2 separate regions of the Homo sapiens genome follow, and region 1 is linked to region 2. A link is an interaction called in ENCODE POLR2A ChIA-PET data of the cell type or tissue named here. Cell type or tissue: Panc1. All regions are shown on one strand. Each heading gives the region's core, and the rest is flanking DNA. Links, peaks and the distances in the headings are about the cores only. Region 1 has its middle 33 kb from the start of GK5. Region 2 overlaps TFDP2 (transcription factor Dp-2).

The links. Peaks named below come from ENCODE experiments on the same cell type or tissue, not always from the same donor. Only the 100,000 strongest peaks of a DNase experiment are listed, where the experiment ranks them.
Region 1: POLR2A ChIA-PET joins it to region 2 with 10 read pairs; 3 of 35 experiments call an interaction of 5 or more read pairs at or near these places.

What each region holds. Positions count from the first base shown.
Region 1 is chr3:142,253,439-142,262,841 of GRCh38, forward strand. No RefSeq gene overlaps it. Among named protein-coding and RNA genes, the nearest start is that of GK5, 33 kb to the left of the region's middle. In Panc1, for the core only: no CTCF peak of the experiment used is centred there; no DNase peak of the experiment used is centred there.
Region 2 is chr3:142,123,886-142,133,288 of GRCh38, forward strand. The region is part of intron 1 of TFDP2 (transcription factor Dp-2); the gene reads right to left. Among named protein-coding and RNA genes, the nearest start is that of TFDP2, 21 kb to the right of the region's middle. In Panc1, for the core only: CTCF peaks have their summits at 2,444 (motif pointing right), 2,649 and 6,048; a DNase peak (open chromatin) is centred at 2,516; H3K27ac peaks cover 724 bases.

The DNA.
Region 1 (9,403 bases), core at 378-8,377, 130 kb after region 2:
GTTAAACAGGCAAACCTAAGAATAATTGGTGTTGCCAAGGAAGAAAAGAAATCTAAAACTTTGGAAAACATATTTGAGGAAATAATCAAGGAAAACTTTCCTGGCCTCACTAGAGACCTAGACATTCTACCCAATAATTGCAGAATATACATTCTTTCCATCAGCACATGGAACATTCTCCAAGATAGACCATATGATAGGCCACAAAACAAGTCTCAATAAATTTAAGAAATTTGAAACTATATCAAGTACCCTCTCAGACCACAGTGGAATAAAATTGGAAATTAACTCCAAAAGGAACCCTCAAAACTATACAAGTACCTGGAAATTAAATAATCTGCTACTGAATGATCTTTGGGTCAACAATGAAATCAAGATGGAAATGTAAAAATTCTTTGAACTGAATGATAATAGTGACACAACTTATCAAAACCTCCAGGACACAGCAAAAGTGGTGCTAAGAGGAAAGTTCATAGCATTAAATTTAACAAAAAGTCTGAAAGAGCACAAATAGATGATCCAAGGTCACACCTCAAGGAACTAGAGGAACAAGAACAAACCAAACCCAAACTGAGCAGAAGAAAAGAAAAAACAAAGATTAGAGCAGAAATAAATGAAATTGAAAAAAAATACAAAAGATAAATAAACAAAAAGCTGGTTCTTTGAAAAGACAGACAAAATTGATAGACCATTAGTGAGATTAACCAAAAAAAGAAGAGAGAAAATCTAAATAAGCTCAATTGGAAACGAAACAGGAGATACTACAAGTGATACCACAGAAATACAAAAGATCATTCAAGGCTATTATGAACACGTTTATACACAAAAACTAGAAAATCTAGAGGAGATGGATAAATTCCTGGAAATACACAACCCTCCTAGATTAAATCAGGAAGAAATAGAAACTGAACAGACTAATAACAAGTAGCAAGATTGAAATAGTAATTTTTTAAAAATTGCCAACAAAAAAAGTCCAGGACCAGATGGATTCACAGCTGAATTCTCTCAGGCATTCAAAGAATAATTGGTTCAAAATTATTCCAAAAGATAGAGAAAGAGGGAATCTTCTCTAAATCATTCTACGAAGCCAGTGTTGAAACAGGAGACAGCCAAATGCTGCCCAGGTCATTGTGCACATGGGGCTTGCCTAAACACACCCACAGTGAAAAATTTTGTCCACTAACACATGCACAGTAAGAGAAATAAATCAACGTGGAGTGGCTCAGACTAAGGGCCCATCTGTGCACTGGGAGAATGGTGTGGAGCCATCAGGAATTTGCACCTTATGCAGGAGGGAAGAAGCCTGTCCTCTTCAGCTCTTGTGTGGTGGTCCAGTATTCAATCTGTGAGGTGGGAGCCTGTTGGCAGGACCCCCTCTTTTTTGCTGAGAGCGTTCTTTTAATAAATTCCACTCTCCTCACCTTTCAATTTGTTCACATGCCTAATTTTTCCTGGGTATTAGACAAGAACCCAGATTTAAATAAACTAAGGAACAAAAAATCTTGCTTCAGTACCACCCTAATACCAAAACAAGGAAAGAACATAACAAGGAAAGAAAATTACAGACCAATATCTCTGATGAACATAGATGCAAAATTCCTCAACAGAATACTAGCTAACTGAATCAAACAGCATATCAAAAAGATAATACACCATGATCAAGTGGATTTCATACCACGGATGTAGGGATGGTTTAACATATGGAAGTCAATAAATGTGATACATCACATAAACAGAATTAAAAACAAAAATCATATAATCATCTCAACAGATGCAGAAAAAGCATTTGACAAAATCCAGCATCACTTTATGATTAAAACCTTCAGCAAAATCAGCATAGAAGAGACATACCTCAAGGCAATAAAAACCGTCTATGACAAACCCACAGCCAACATTATACTGAATAGGGAAAACTCAAAAGCATTCCCCCTGAGAAGGGGAACAAGACAAGGATGCCCACTTTCACCACTTCTATTCAACATAGTACTGGAAGTGCTAGCCAGAGCAATCAGACAAGAGAAAGAAATTAAGGGCATCCAAATTAGTAAAGAGGAAGTCCAGCTGTCACTGTTCGCCGATGATATGATTATATACCTAGAAAACCCTAAAGACTCATCCAAAAATCTCCTACATCGATAAATGAATTCAGTAAAGTTTCAGGGTACAAAATCAATGAACACAAATCAGTAGACTGCTATACACCAACAATGACGAAGCTGAAAATCAAATCAAGAACTCAACCCCTTTTACAACAGCTACAAAAAAAAAAAAAATACAATAAAATATTTAGGAATATACCTAACCAAGGAGATGAAAAAGCTCTACAAGGAAAACTACAAAACACTGCTCAAAGAAATTATCGATGACACAATAAAATGAAAATGCATCCCATGCTCATGGATGGGTAGAATTGATATTGTGAAAATGACCATACCAATGCCAAAAGCAGTCTACAAATTCAACGCAATTCCCATCAAAATACCATCATCGGCTGGGTGCAGTGGCTCACGCCTGTAATCCCAGCACTTTGGGAGGCTGAGGTGGGGGGATCCCAAGGTCAAGAGTTCGAGACCAGCCTGACCAACATGGTGAAACCCCATCTGTACTAAAAACACAGAAATTAGCTGGGTGTGGTGGCGTGCGCCTGTAATCCCAGCTACTCAGGAGGCTGAGGCAGGAGAATCGCTTGAACCCAGGAGGCAGAGGTTGCAGTGAGCTGAGATTGCGCCACTGCACTCCAGTCTGGGCAACGGAGCAAGACTCCGTCTCAAAAAAAAAAAAAAAAGAAGCCAGCTCAAACCAACTAGAAGTAAGATGGCAATGAAAGTGACCTCTGATTACCCTCACTGCTCATTATAGGCTAATTATAATGCATTCACATGCTAAAAGACATGCCCACCAATGCCGTGATAGTTTACAAATGCCATGGCAACACCTGGAAGTTACCCTATATGGTCTGTAAGGGGGAGAAACCCCTGGTTCTGGGAGCTCCTTGCCCCTTTTCCAGAAAACTCATGAAACAATCCTCCTCTTGTTTAGCATATCATCAAGAAATAGCCATCAAATAGCCAGCTAGCAGCAACCCCCACAGCACAACTCTGCCTATGCTGTAGGCTTTATTTCATTTGTTTCCTTAATAAACTTGCTTTCACTTTATTCTCTCATCTCGTTCTTGAATTCTTTCCTCCATGAAGCCAAGAAAGCATTGGCCTCCCAGGCTGAACACCAATTTTTCGGGTTCCACTTTGTCAAAAGGTTGCTCTCAAAAACAGAGGAGGTTGTGGTGAAAGGCAATTGGGAGGAGATTCAAGACACAGGCTAAACCATGGGCCAGCTTGTCTGCAGGAGAGAACCAGAGAAAGACACAGCTGGGAGGAGCACCCTGGTGTCAGAACAAATATCCAATACTGACACCCAGACCTATCTCTTTGAAGGAGCCTGAATTTTACTGGATTAGTTCTAGATTAATTTATGCCCTTGTAACCGCCCAAGGGGTTCACCTTCCCCGATGGGTAGGCAGAGCCAATTCATCAAGACAGGGGAATTGCAATAGAGAAAGAATAATTCACACAGAGCTGGCTGTGCGGGAGACCGGAGTTTTATTATTACTCAAATCAGTCTCTCCGAGAATTCAAGAAGCAGAGTTTGTAAAGATAACTTGATGGGTAGCGGGGCGTGGAAGCCAGCGAGCCAGGCGTGCTGATTGGTCAGAGATGAAATAATAGAGAACCGAAGCTGTCTTCCTGCACTGAGTCAGTTCCCGGGTGGCGGGAGCCACAAGAGCAGATGAGCCAGTTTATTGATCTGGGTGGTGCCAGCTGATCCATCAAGTGCAGGGTCTGCAAAATATCTCCAGCACTGATCTTAGGAGCAGTTAGGGAAGGTCAGAATCTTTTAGACTCCAGCTGCATGACTCCTAAACCATAATTTCTAATCTTGTGGCTTATGTTAGTCCTACAAAGGCAATCTAGTTCCCAGGCAAGAAGGAGGTCTGCTTTGCGAAGGGGCTGTTACTGTCTTTGTTTAAACTATAAAGTAAGTTTCTCCCAAAGTTAGTTCAGCCTATGCCCAGGAATGAACAAGAGCAGCTTGGAGGTTAGAAGAAAGATGGAGTCAGTAAAGTTAGATCTCTTTCACTGTCTCAGTCATAATTTTGCAAAGGTGGTTTCACCCTCTAAGGCTTCTCTGAAAACAATAGAACAACTAGCTAGCAATTCATGGAGTTTAACAGAGGGGTATAGTCAGGGAAAGAAATGAGGTGAACACAGCCAAGTCCACTGCCCTGCCAGGGTGACTGTGTTCATCCCCACCTGGGCCTCCTTGAGGAGCAACATGAGAGGCTTAGTACTGCAGAGGGGCTGGGGGTGGGGGAGAAACTAGACTTCATTAAAATAGTCCAGCCAGTCACTAAACAAATAAACAGCAAATAATACCAACAAGCTCTGGAAGGGGTAGGGACAGACCCAGAGTGGCTACCATATGTTATCTACAATGTATCACACCTGTAATCCCTTTGGGAAGCTGAAGATGGAGGATCCCTTAAGCTGAAGAGTTTGAGACCAGCCTGGGCAATATGGTGAGACCCCCATCTCTACAAAAGATACAAAAAATTAGCCAGATGTGGTGGTGTGCCCCTGTAGTCCCAGCTACTCAGGTGGCTGAGGCAGGAGAATTGCTTGAGCCCGGGAGGTCAAGGCTGCAGTGAGCCATGAGTGTGCCATTGCACTCCAGCCTGGGTGACAGTGAGACCCTATCTCAAAAATAAATAATAAATAGGCTGTCCTGCCTGTGGAGTAACCATTCTTTTATTCTTTTACTTTCTTAATAAACTTGCTTTCACTTTACAGACTCGCCCTGAATTCTTTCTTGCTTGAGGTCCAAGAACCCTGTCTTGGGGTCTGGATCAGGACCCCTTTCTGGTAACAATCATACCACTGCATTCCAGCCTGGGTAATGGGAGTGAGACCCTGTCTCAAAAAATAAACAAACAAACAAATAAATAAATAAATATGTTCAAAGACCTAAGAGAAACCACAAAGAAGTAAAGGAAGTTGTGATGACAATATCACACTAAATACAAAATATCAATAAAGGGATAGAAATTATAAAAAGCACCAAATGGAAATTCTGCAGTTGAAATTTGTAAATGGAAAAAATCACTGAAATGAAAAAAAAAAGATTTGAGCTAGCAGATGAAACACTTAGTGAACTTGAAGATAAGTCGATAGAAATTACATAATCCAAAGAACAGGAAGAAAAAGAAATGAAAAATAATAAAGCCTCAAAGAAATGTGGGACACCATTTAGCACACCAACATATATGTAATGGGAATGCCAGAAGGAGCAGACAGAGACGAGCAGAAAAAATATTCAAAGAGATAATGGCTAGAAACATCCCATACTGAAAAACACCAACCTATGTATCTAGGAAGCTCAAGGGACTTCAAGTAGGATAAACACAAAGAAGTCCAAAAACAGACCATCATAGTAGAAATACTGAAGGTCAAAGACAAAGGGATAATCTTCAAAACCACAAGAAAAAAACAGTTCATCACTTACAAGAGAACTCTAGGAAAATATAATTATGAAAGATAGTATAAATGCATATTTTGTTTTTCTTCTCTTATTTAAAAAGCAATTGTGTAAAATGTGTATATATTGCTGAGCCTAAAACATATAGGATTTTTATATATTTTTATATATATATTATATATATAATATATTATATATACTATATATATTATATATATATATATAAATTTATATATAAATTTTTAATATATTTGCCAATAAAAACCCAAAGGAGGTGATTGGAAGCAAAGCTGTTTTGAACTAAGTGACTACAGATGGTAAAATAATAATTATAACAATATATTACTTCGTCTGTAACATTACTAGAGTTAACATGTACAACGAAACCAAAAAAGGAAGGGGGAAGAATAGACTTATATAAAAATAGTGCCTCTATATCTCACTTGAATTAAGTTAGTATAAATCTGAAGTTAATTCTAATTTGTTAAGAAGCCCTTGTTACCAGTGGAGCGTGTCCAGTTTCTTGGCATCTCAAACAAAGAATTTGACAAAACGCACAAACAAAGCAAGTAAAGAATGAAGCAACAAAAGCAGAGATTTACTGAAAACAAAAGCACACTCCACAGGGCAGGAGCATAGGGGCTCAAGAGCCGAATTACAGAGTTTTCTGGGGTTTAAATACCCTCTAGAGGTTTCCATTGGTTACTTGGTGTACTCCCTATGTAAATGAAGAGGCTAAAGTGAAGTTGCAAAGTTATTTGCTTGGTGTACACCCTGTAAATGAAGAGGATATTTCCTGTCATAGCTGAAGTGTTTCCATTTGATTTAGTTCTAGGAAGTCCTTAGGTTCCCTGCCTCTAGGCCCTATTCTTCTGCCTCATACTGAAAAAACAAACCTCAAAAAGTAGGAAAAAAAATCACTATAGAAATGTAAATACTTCATTAAAAAATATTCACTTAATGCAAAAGATAGCAGTAAAGGAAGAATAGAGGACCAAAAAAGAGATGAGACACATAGAAAATAAGTAAAATGGTAGACATAAATCCAACTATATCAACAATAGCATTCAATATGAATTTATTAAACAATCTAATTAAGGGCAGAACTTGTAAAACTGAATTTTAAAAAACAAGATCTAACTATGTAATATCTATGGAGAATATAATTTAGATTCAAAGATACAAATAGATTGAAAGTAAAAGGATGGAAAAAGATTTGCAAATCACCACCACAAGAATTGAAATGGCTATCCTAATATCAAACAAAATAAACTGTAAAACAAAAATGTTAGTAGAAATAAGAGGAAATTTATAATGAAAAAAGATAAGACTCAAATTGTTGCTGGAGAGCTTAGGTTGGTCTCCAGGTGCTGGTGAGGCCCCAGCCCCAGGCGGGTGTTCCAGGTTCTTGAAACCATTGCGAGAAAGAATTCAGGGATGAGACAGAATAAAACAAAAGACAAGAAGCGTTTTTTCTGTTTTTTGTTTTGTTTTGTTTTGTTTTTGAGATGGAGTCTTGCTCTGTCACCCAGGCTGGAGTGCAATGGCATAATTTTGGCTCACTGCAACCTCCGCCTCCTGGGTTCAAATGATTCTCCCATGTCAGCCTCCAAAGTAGCTGGAATTACTGGCATGCACCACCACACCCAGCTAATTTTTGTATGTTTAGGAGAGACGGGTTTTGCCGTGTTGGCCAGGTTGGTCTCGAACTCCTGACCTCAAGTGATCCGCCCACCTAGGCCTCCCAAAGTGCTGGGATTACAGGTGTGAGCCACCAGGCCCAGCCAAGAAGCTTTCATTGCAAAGCAAAAGTACACACTTAAGAGCGAGAGTGGCTAGGGGTGTGCTCGGGAGGGTGAGTCACATGCAACAGAGTTTGGGTTTCTAATTTTATGGACTCTTCTAATAAAGGAGTAGAATAATCATGAAGTCTTCTAGGAAAAATGTGGCGATTTACTAGAATTGGGTTGCCACACATTTTGGGCATGCCCGGATCTGTCATGGCGTTGGTGGGTGTGTGCTTTAGTATGGTAATGAACGTATAATGAGGTCTGGGGTAAGGTATGGATCAAATCCAGCACCATGGTGAACCCAGTTGGTTTCAATCAGGTTAGCACCATCCTGTTTGTTAGGGTCTTACCATCCCAGGCTTGTTCTTATCCTTGTAGCTAATTTTAACAGCTCCTTTCTTGCTGCTACCTGAAATTGCTGGGTGTTTCTTAATTAGAAGATGGAATAATGACTGGGCCCAGTGGCTCAGACCTGTAATCCCAGAAGTTTGGGAGGCTGAGGTGGGAGGATTGCTTGAGGCCAGGAGTTTGAGACCAGCCTGGTCAACATAGTGAGACCCCACCTCTATAAAGGAAAAAAAATTAAGAAAAAAGAAGATGAAATAATTATTAGGTATTTAGGAAAAGAAGGGGATTTCAGTGAAAACCCCTCTCCTTTATTTGGGTTTCCCTGGAAGAGTCATGGACAGGTCACCCAAACCCGAATTTTGGCAATTTTCTCTCCCTTATTTTGGGTTTTCTATTCTGTAGTTTCTTTGCATAGTTCCTGTTTTAGCTGTTTGGGGTTTTCTATCCTCCTGCCACCACCCAGTGCTATTCTTCTCTCTCAAAATTACTAGAATCAGGCAGTGTTACTACTGACCTTATAGACATGAAAAGATTATATAGGAATATTATGAATAACTGCATGCCAATAAATTAGATAATCTATGGGCTGCGCACAGTGGCTCATGCCTGTAATCCCAGCACTTTGGGAGGCTGAGGTGGGGGGGATCACTAGAGGCCAGGAGTTTGAGACCAGCCTGGCCAACATGGCAAAACCCTATCTCTACTAAAAATACAAAAAATTAGCCAGGCGTGGTAGCAGGTGCCTGTAATCCCTGCTACTTGGGAGGCTGAGGCACTAGAATTGCTTGAACCTGGGAGGCAGAGGTTGTAGTGAGCCAAGACTGTGCTACTACAGAGTGAGACCCTGTCTCAAAAATAAATACATACATAAATAAAATAACCTAGATAAAATAAATTCCTCAAAGACACAAACTATTAAAAATGACTCAAGAAGAAATAGAAAATCTGAATAGACCTATAACAAATGAAGAAACTGAATTAGTATTTAAAAATTAAAAAACTGCTCACGAAAAAGTCCCAGGTAGCTTCACTGCTCAGTTCTACCAAACATTCAAACGTTCACAGAAAGCTAATACCAACTCTTCATAAACTCTTTCAAAAAATAGAAGAGGAAAAAACACTTCCCAATTCACTATATGAGGCCACTATTACCCTAATATTAAAACTGTACAAAGGCAACACAAGAAATCTACAGCCAGGCGTGGTAGCTCACACCTGTAATCCCAGCACTTTGGGAGGCCGAGGCGGGTGGATCACGAGGTCAGGAGATCGAGACCATCCTGGCTAACATGGTGAAACCCCGTCTCTACTAAAAATACAAAAAATTAGCCGGGGGTGGTGGCGGGCGCCTGTAGTCCCAGCTACTCGGGAGTCTGAGGCAGGAGAATTGCTTGAACCCAGGAGGCGGAGCTTGCAGTGAGCCAAGATCGCGCCATTGCACTCCAGCCTGGGCGACAGAGCGAGACTCCGTCTCAAAAACAAACAAACAAACAACAACCAAAAAAGAAATCTACAGACTGGCCAGGCCCAGTGGGTCATCGCTGTAATCCCAGCACTTTGGGAGGTTAAGGTAGGCAGATACTTAAAGTCAGGAGTTTGAAACCAGCCTGGCCAACATGGTGAAACCCCATCTTTACTAAAAAGTACAAAATTAGCTGGGCGTGGTGGTGCACACCTGTAAATCCCAGCTACTCAGGAGGTTGAGGCAGGAGAATTGCTTGAATCCGGGAGGC
Region 2 (9,403 bases), core at 453-8,452:
ACAACTGTTTACAGAGCAACCCCAAGAGATTCAACTGGAGATGACCGATAACAAAATTAATCCCCCCAAATTAGCAGCTTACTTATACACAAGAACCATGTCTTCTAATAACAACTATGTAAAGACATAATGGAAAAAATTAACTCATTTACATAGAAAAAAACAAGAAAAAAACATCAGGAAGAAACTCAGCAAGAAATACATAGGGATACAAAAAACAAATGGAAAAAAATGCCAGGTTCTTGAGTGACAAAACGCAAAATCATAACAATACTAACTGCCCCCAAATTAATCTATGAATAGAATGAATCACAATAAAATTAACAATATCTTTTCCTTTTAATTTGCTCAACTGATTCAAAAGTTAATGTGGTAAAATAAGCAAGAATAGCCATAAAATTATGGAAACACAGAAGGATTGACCTCATCCAATTATTTAAACAAGTTGTAAAGTCACAATAATTAAAATATCATACACTGATAAGTGAAAAAGCATACAGATAGAGGGAACAGAAAAGTATAGGAAAAGACCTAAATCCACAAAGAAATTTAGCTGACACTTCAAATCAGTGAGGTATGAATGCATTGGGTGAATTATTTCAATAAAGAAGTGACAACTGAGTAATCATATAGAAAAAATTAGTTAGAGCCATAATTTATACCTCACTCAAAATAAATTTCAGATAGCCCATAGAATTCAACGTAATTTTTTTGGTAAGAGAAGAAAACACGGAAGTTAAATTTTTTAATTTTCTGAGTGTGGAAGATCTTTCTAAATATGAAACCAAGCCCAGAAAAGTCTTCAAAGTAAAGACTGATATGACTACAAAAAATGCACATTTTTTTTTACATTTAAAGAAAACATCACTATGTAAATCATAAGAAAATAAACTGGAAAAATTGTATCTGCAACTTATACTATAGAAAGTTAACTTCTACCTTGTGAACTATGAGCTCCTAAAAATAAGTAGAAGAGTGACAGCCTAAAGAAAAAGTAGGCAAAGAATATATAACAGAAAACACAAATGAGCTGGGCATTGTAGATTACACCTGTAACTCCAGTGCTCTGGGACGCCAAGGTGGGAGTATTGCTCGAGGCCAGGAGTTTGAGACCAGTGTGGACAACATAAGGTGATTCCATCTTTACCGAAAAAAAAAAATTTTTTTTAAATTAGCCAATCGTGGTGGCATGTGCCTGCTGTCCCAACTATTTGGGAGGCTGAGGCAGGAGGATCATTTGAGCCCAGTAGTTCAAGGCTGCAGTGAGCTATTATCATGTAACTGCATTCCAGCCTGGGTGACAAAGTGAAGCTCTATCTCAAAGAAACAAACAAAAAATCCCACAAATTGCTTCTAAACATATAAAAATACGTTCAGCCCACTCATAAGAGAAATGTAAAATAAGGTTTCAAGACAAGATGAAAAGACTGATACCAATACATTGTCCTGAGAAACATGAGGGAAAACAGAGTTTGCCTTACGTTAGTGGTGGAAGAATAAACAGGCATAATCTTTTATGGAGGGCAGTGTCACCATATCCAACACAAATAGAAATTTATACATCCTTCTATGAGCTTTTTCTAGAGTCATATGAAATCATACACATACACACACACGCACACACACACATATATCTATATGGATACTCACTACAGTGTCATTTATATAGCAAAAGATTGGAAAACCCATAACTGCGTATCAATAGTAGACTAGCTAAACACATCATGGCCTAAAAAAAATGAGGCAGCTCATTGTGTATTGATATAGAGTGACCTCCAGTATAAACTGTTCTGTGAAAAAAAGAAAGTTATAAAGAAGTATGTGTAGTACATTACCATCTGTATAAAAAGATTCTCTCAAGGCAAAGGAACTGGCTAGCTGAGAGAAAAACATTTTAATTTTCTTTTCTTTTTTATTAATTCTTACAAAATAGTAGGATGACTCATGGCCTCTCATATCATTTGTATTTTGTACCATGAACACAAACTATCTATGCAACAAATTAACTTAATTTTTTAAATTGTATATTTTCCTTCACATAGAAACAATATTTGTTTTCTTAATGCAAGCAGAAATAACCTAAAGTAACAGACATATTTTAAGATATTTTAGATAGAACCCTTTCTTAGGGGGCTTGAAAAGACTTTGTTATATTGTAATCAAATCCTATGTCAAAAAAAGTATGTTTCTTCAATAGTATAGAGAACAACTAAACAACACCAAATCCACTAAATCTGACACAGGATGCAAATTAGCTACTTACCAGTCATGGGGTTCCCAGAATTTTTTTCTTTTCTTTTTTTTTTTTTTTTGAGATGTAGTCTCTCTCTGTCACCAGGCTGGAGTGAAGTGGCACGATCTTGGCTCACTGCAACCTCCGCCTCCCGGATTCAAGCGATTCTCCTGCCTCAGCCTCCCGAGTAGCTGGGACTACACATTCCCAGATTTTATTACAGAAACAACACAGTTTTTTTAAAAGCCAGAAGGTGGCGACGTTACTTCATCAAAGTCCCTCTGATACATGTATCTGAGCCTCCTATTCTTTGTTATTAACCTATTTTTCCTCTTCTTTATGTCTCTTATTGCCCTTTTGGATGCCTTTCTATAGTTCTGAAACTGCAATAACCATTAGTAGAAATGCACACAGAAAAAACTCCTGAGTTTATAATAATATTATTTTTACATGAAAATAACATAATTAAAATGTACTATAAGGTTCTTTGGTTAAATATGAACACACAGGTCTCTATCCATCCCTTCTTGAAATTACAGTAAAATTGGCCGGGCATGGTGGCTCATGCCTGTAATCCCAGCATTTTGGGAGGCTGAGGCGGGCAGATCATTTGAGGTCAGGAGTTCAAGACCAGCCTGGCCAACATGGTGAAACCCCGTTTCTACCGAAAATACAAAAATTAGCCAGGCAGTGGTGGCGTGCCTGTAATCCCAGCTACTCAGGAGGCTGAGGCAGGAGAATCGCTTGAACCCGGAAGGCGGAGGTTGCAGTGAGCCAAGGTCTTGCCGCTGCACTCCAGTCTGGGTGACAGAGTGAGACCTTGTCTCAAAAAAAAAAAAAAAAAAATTACAGTAAAATGATGTTAAAAAGATAAAAAAGGATAAACCCATCAAAAACATATATGTTATATATACAGATATCTTATAGATATCTATAAGATGTAATGTATATGTAATTAGATGTATCTACCTATATAATTATATATAGATGATCAGATATATCTATATCCCTAGAGACATACAGATATATGTATCTATAAGATATATCTTAATTATATAACTTATCTATAAGATATATATTAATATTATATATTAACATATTATAGATATTACAGGTATCTATATCTCACACCTCAACCTTCTGAGTCGCTAGGACTACAGACAGACATGTTTCACTACACTCCGCTTTTTTTTTTTTTTTTTTTTTTGAGACAGAGTCTCGCTGTGTTGCCAGCCTGCAGTGCAGTGGCAAGATCTCGGTTTACTGCAACCTCTAACTCCCGGGTTCAAGCAATTATCCTGCTTCAGCCTCCCCAGTAGCTGGGATTACAGGCGTGCACCACTAGGCCCAGCAAATTTTTGTAATTTTTGTAAAAATACAAATAATTTTTTGTATTTTTAGTAGGGATGGGGTTTCACCATGTTGGCCAGGATGGTCTCCATCTCTTGACCTCGTGATCTGCCCACCTCGGCCTCCCAAAGTGCTGGGATTACAGAAGTGAGCCACTGTACCCGGTCAGTATTCTGCTTTTTTAATAAAACTTTTTGTTGAGATGGGATCTCACTGTGTTGCCCAGGCTGGTCCTGAATTGGCCTCAAGCAATTCTCCCACTTCAGCCTCCCAAACCATTTATAAGTTATATATACATAATTAAAATATATCTTACATATATCTCATCACAAAGGCTTAAGAATTGAAGCCATCTGAAAGTAACAATCTCAGTTGGGGCTGTTAATAAAAAGACTTGATTGAAAGTTTGAATAAAGTCTTAACCCATGTAGCTAAGAAACTGCCCCTTCTGGCTGAGCCCAGTGGCTCACACTTACAATTCCAGTGCTTTGGGAAGCCAAAGTGGAAGGAATACCCGAGGCCAGTTCAGGATCAGCCTGGGCAACACAGTGAAACTTCATCTTAACAAAAAGATTTTTTAAAAAAGGCAGAGTGTAGCGGCACATGTCTGTCCATAGTCCTAGCTACTCAGGAGGCTGAGGTGGGACGACTGCTTAAGCCCCGGAACTTGAGGTTACAAGCTATAATCACACCACTGCACTCCAGCCTGGGCAAGAGCAACACCCTGTCTCAAAAAAGAAAGAAAGACAGAAAATGCCCCTTCTGCATCCCAGCAAGAAACAAATGGTTTACCTTTTAAGGACATAGAAACTAGGTACACAAAAGGGTTGTGTATTATATCATCTCACAAAAAGATTAAATGAAGATTTACATGCTGTACAGTGGACCTCAGGCCTCTTCCCCAAACCAGCTTCCAGAACGCAAAACAATCGGCCTGGGACTAGGAGATCCCTCTGCGAGGGAAAGTGATCCAAGAGAAAAGACCTGCAAGCACTCAATCACCCTGTGTAAGGCTTACACTTAACAACTCCCATGGACAAAGAGTTTTTACTCAGCTTTTTATTGATTCGGTCTTTAATCTGAACAGATGGCCAAAGTTTACTAAACAACTGAGGAAAATCTCTAACATGAAATAAAGAGGCCAAGATAACAAAACAGGAGACACCAAATTAACAGACAAAATAGAAAGAAAGAAAGAAAAAAGAGAAGGAAGGAAAAAAGAAAGAGAGGGAGGGAGGGGAAGTAGAACAGAAGCAGGGGATTTGGGGAGGAGAAAGAAGCAAAGGAAGGGTAGGAATTCTCCCACAAAGTAAAACAAAGAAATTTTTTTTTAAAGTAGAAAAGCTTGAGAAGAGTTCTTCCATCCAGGAGGTCCAACTACATGGAATTCCAAAGGAAAAAGAGGAAAAAAGGGAAATAAATTAATTATAAAAAAGAAATGCAACTTTCTTTTTTTTTTTGGCAACACAGTAACTAATATGAAAATGTCATCTTAATAAAACATCTAGAAATGCTGGATAAATTAGTCTGTCAAATGCTGAGCTCACAAAAGAGTAAAGCTTTCAGCAACCCTGGAGGAACCTGTCAATACGAGTAACTAAGATTTTTGGCTTTTAATGCCCTTAAAGTAGACAAGGCCTCAGAAACCTTGTCTGCATGAAGCGCAGAGCTGGTATTGAGGGTTTCACCATTTTTTACACATTCTCAGTGCAAGAATGGACAGGGGAGGCTGGTTAAAAAAAAAAATCAACCAACAGCAAAGGAATAACAAGAAAATGTCTCTGCCTAGCTACAGACTCTAGAAACTGGGGGTTGCTGGAGGAAGTAACAGCTAAAAATCCTCAGATTCAGAAATGACAATGACTCCCAATTAAAGAAAAAACAAAAATAACTTTCCTAGACACAGCAAAACATTACAAATAAAGAGATCTTAAAAAAAGGTGGAGAATGATACCAAAGGCACAGGCAATAAAAAGACAGACATACTAGACAATGAAAAATTTGAAATTCCACACAAAAAAAGACAGTATTAACAGAGTAAAAATGCTCCCACTGAATGGGGGAAAATATTTGCAAATCATATATTTGATAAGGGTTTCATATCTAGAATATATAAAGAACCCCTATAATGCAACAATTTTTAAAAAAAGAACCCAAACAACCAGATTAAAAACTAGGCTCAAGTGATCCTCCTGCCTCAGCCTCCTGAGTAGTTGGGACTACAGGAAATGGTGGCTTGTGCCTGTGGTCCCAGTTACTCAGCAGGCCAAACCAGCCTGGACAACATAGCAAGATCCCATCTTTTACAAAAAAATTAAAACTAGGCAAAGGATTTAAATTTATATTTCCCCAAAGAAGCATGTGAAAAGATACTCAACATCCCTAATGATTAGGGAAATGCAAATCAAAACCACAATGAGATACCACCTCACACTCATTAGGATGGCTACCATCAAACAAACAGAAAATAACAAGTGTTAGCAAGGGTGTAGTGAAATTAGAATACTTGTGCCCTGCTGGTAGGAATGTAAAGTGGTACAGTCACTGTGGAAAATAATACGGCAGTTTCTCAAAAACGTAAAAATAAAATTACCTTATGATGTAGCATATACCCATATACTTTTGGGTATATACTCCAAAAAAATTGAAAGCAAGGTCTCAAAGAGCTTTTTGCATAACCATATTCACAGCAGCATTATTCATAATGGTTAAAATGTAGAAGCAACACAAGTGTCCACTGACAGATAAATGGATCATCAAAATGTAACATATACATAGAGTATTATTCAGCCTTAATAAGGCATGATATTCTGACATATGCTACATTGATGAACTGTGAGGACATTATGCAAAGTGAAATAGGCCAGTCACAAAAGACAAATATTGTATGATTCCCCACATATGAGGTACCCAGAGTAATCTAATTCACAGAGACAGAAAGTAGAATGGTGGTTATCAGTGGCTGGGAGGAAGGAGGAATGGGAATTATTGTTTGTTTGTTTTTTTACCGTATTTACTATTTCTTTTTTTTTTTTTATACTTTTAAGTTTTAGGGTACATGTGCACAACGTGCAGGTTTGTTACATATGTATACATGTGCCATGTTGGTGTGCTGTACCCATTAACTCATTATTTAACATTGGGTATATCTCCTAATGCGATCCCGGGAATTATTGTTTAATTGGTACAGCGTTTCAGTTTTGCAAGATGCAAGTTCTGAAGATGGATGGTGGTGATGGTTACACAACAATATGAATGTACTTCCTAACACTGAACTGTGTACTTAAAAATGGTTAAGATGGGCAGGGCGCGGTGGCTCATGCCTGTAATCCCAGCACTTTGGGAGGCCGAAGGGGATGGCTCACCTGAGGTCAGGAGTTCAAGACCAGCCTGGCCAACATGGTGAAACCTCATCTCTACTAAAAATACAAAAAATTAGCCAAATGTGGTGGTGGGCGCCTGTAATCTCAGCTACTCGGGAGGCTGAGGCAGGAGAATCGCTTGAACGCAGGAGGCGGAGGTTGCAGTGAGCCAAGATCACGCCATTGCACTCCAGCCTGGGCAACAAGAGCGAAACTACGTCTCAAAAAAAAAAAAAAAAGGGAAAACAAAATACAATTGCTATTTACAAGAAACATGCCTAAAGTATACCCATAGAAAGTAACAAATTGAAAAAAGATGACGTGTCTCTATAAACATAGACAAATTGTATTTAGAGTAAGAATATTATTGAGGATAAAGAAGATAGTGATTAAAGAAAGGTAGTATTTAGCAGGAAGACACAAATAGACAAAAATAATCCAAATTTGAATACATTTCATAACATAATTTATAAACATATAAAGCAAAAACTGACTATTTTACAAGGAGAAACTAAGAAATCCACAATCATACAAGACAATTTTAATACACACCTCTCAGTAATAAAGAGACAAAAACTGAAATCAGGGCACATAAAATGTGAGTAACTCTGTAAGTTTGATCTAAGAGACATAGGCAGAAATCTGCTCCCAAAATGCGAGAGTACACCCTGTCTACCAAAGAATTATCTCCCAAACAATGTCAACAAGGACCCATATGTTAAATTGTAAGTAAATTTATGATTAGCAACAAATTAATACAGATCAATACAAAAATTAATAAACACTTGGAGTATATAATGGTAAAGAAAATCCAACACCAACAAAGAATACTTAGTAATAAATGTAGTAAGAAATGCGTAACGCCTATCAGAAAGAATTAAAAACACATGTCTGGCCGGGCACGATGTCTCATGCCTGTAATCCCAGCATTTTGAGAGGCCGAGGCGGGCAGACCACCTGAGGTCAGGAGTTCGAGACCAGCCTGGCCAACATGGCAAAATCCCATCTCTACTAAAAATACAAAGGTTAGCTGGACGTGGTGGCACATGCCTGTAATCCCAGCTACTCGGGAGGCTGAGGTGGGAGAATCACTTGAACCCGGGAGGCAGAGGTTGCAGTGAGCCAAAATCGCTTCATTGCACTCGTCTGGGCAATGGAGCAAGACTCCGTCTCAAAAAAAAAAAAAAAAAAAGTCTAAACAAAACCTTGTATAAAAATGTTCATAGCAATATTACCAAAATAGTAAAAAAGTATACATAATCCAAATGTCCACCAACTGATAAACAAATATGGCATATATGAAACATTATTTTGCAATATAAAGGGATGATTATTGATATACTCTGCAGCATGCATAAACCTTGAAAATGTTATGCCAAGCCACATACTATATGATTCCACTTAAATGAAATATTCAGAATAGGCAAATCCATAGACTCAGAACATAGATTAGTAGTTTCCAAGGCTGGGAAGAGAAGGGGATGGGAAGTAACTGCTAATGAGTATGGGGTTTTTTTAAGAGTGATGAAAATGTTCTGGAACTAGGTAGTGATGATGGCTGCACATATTTGTAAATATACTAAACAACCACATCTTTATACATCTTTTAAAAAACAATGTTATAGGGCTGGGTGTGGTGGCTCACACCTGTAATTCCAGCACTTTGAGACTCTGAGAGGCTGAGGTGGGCAGATCACGAGGTCAGGAGATCAAGACCATCCTGGCTAACACAATGAAACCCCGTCTCTAGAAAAAATACAAAAAATTAGCCGGGCATGGTGGTAAGCGCCTGTAGTTCCAGCTACTTGGGAGGCTGAGGCAGGAGAATCGCTTGCACCCGGGAGGCAGAGGTTGCAGTGAGCCAAGATCACACCACTGCACTTCAGCCTGGGCAACAGATTAAGACGCTATCTCAAAAAAAAAAAAAAAAGGATATTATGACATGTGAATTGTATCTCAATAAAGCTTTAAAAAAAAAAACCGTATGAGGAAAATGTTAAAATACTCCCAAAAGAAACTAAAAGAAGATGAACAATAGAAAAATATATGATATTCTTGGATAAGACAATTCAACATTATAAAGATATAAATTCTCCCAAGTTAATTTATAAATTCAATATAATGATAATAAAAATACTAACAAACCATTTTATGGAGCTGAACAAGCTGATATTGACATGAAAAAACAAACATGTAAGAATAACAGGAAAGTACTAAAACAGAAAAACTACAAAACGAGACTAGACTTACCAGACATTAAAACCTACTATAAAGCTTCTGTAACTAAAACACTGTGGCACAGGTGCATGAATAGACAAATTCATCAAGCTGTGTAATTATAATACTATATGTATAACTTTTTGAATTATCAAATTTCAAATACAAGTATTTTTTGAGGATGTTTTGGAGAGAGTCTTACCCTGTCACCCAGACTGGAGTCCAGTGGCACAATCACAGC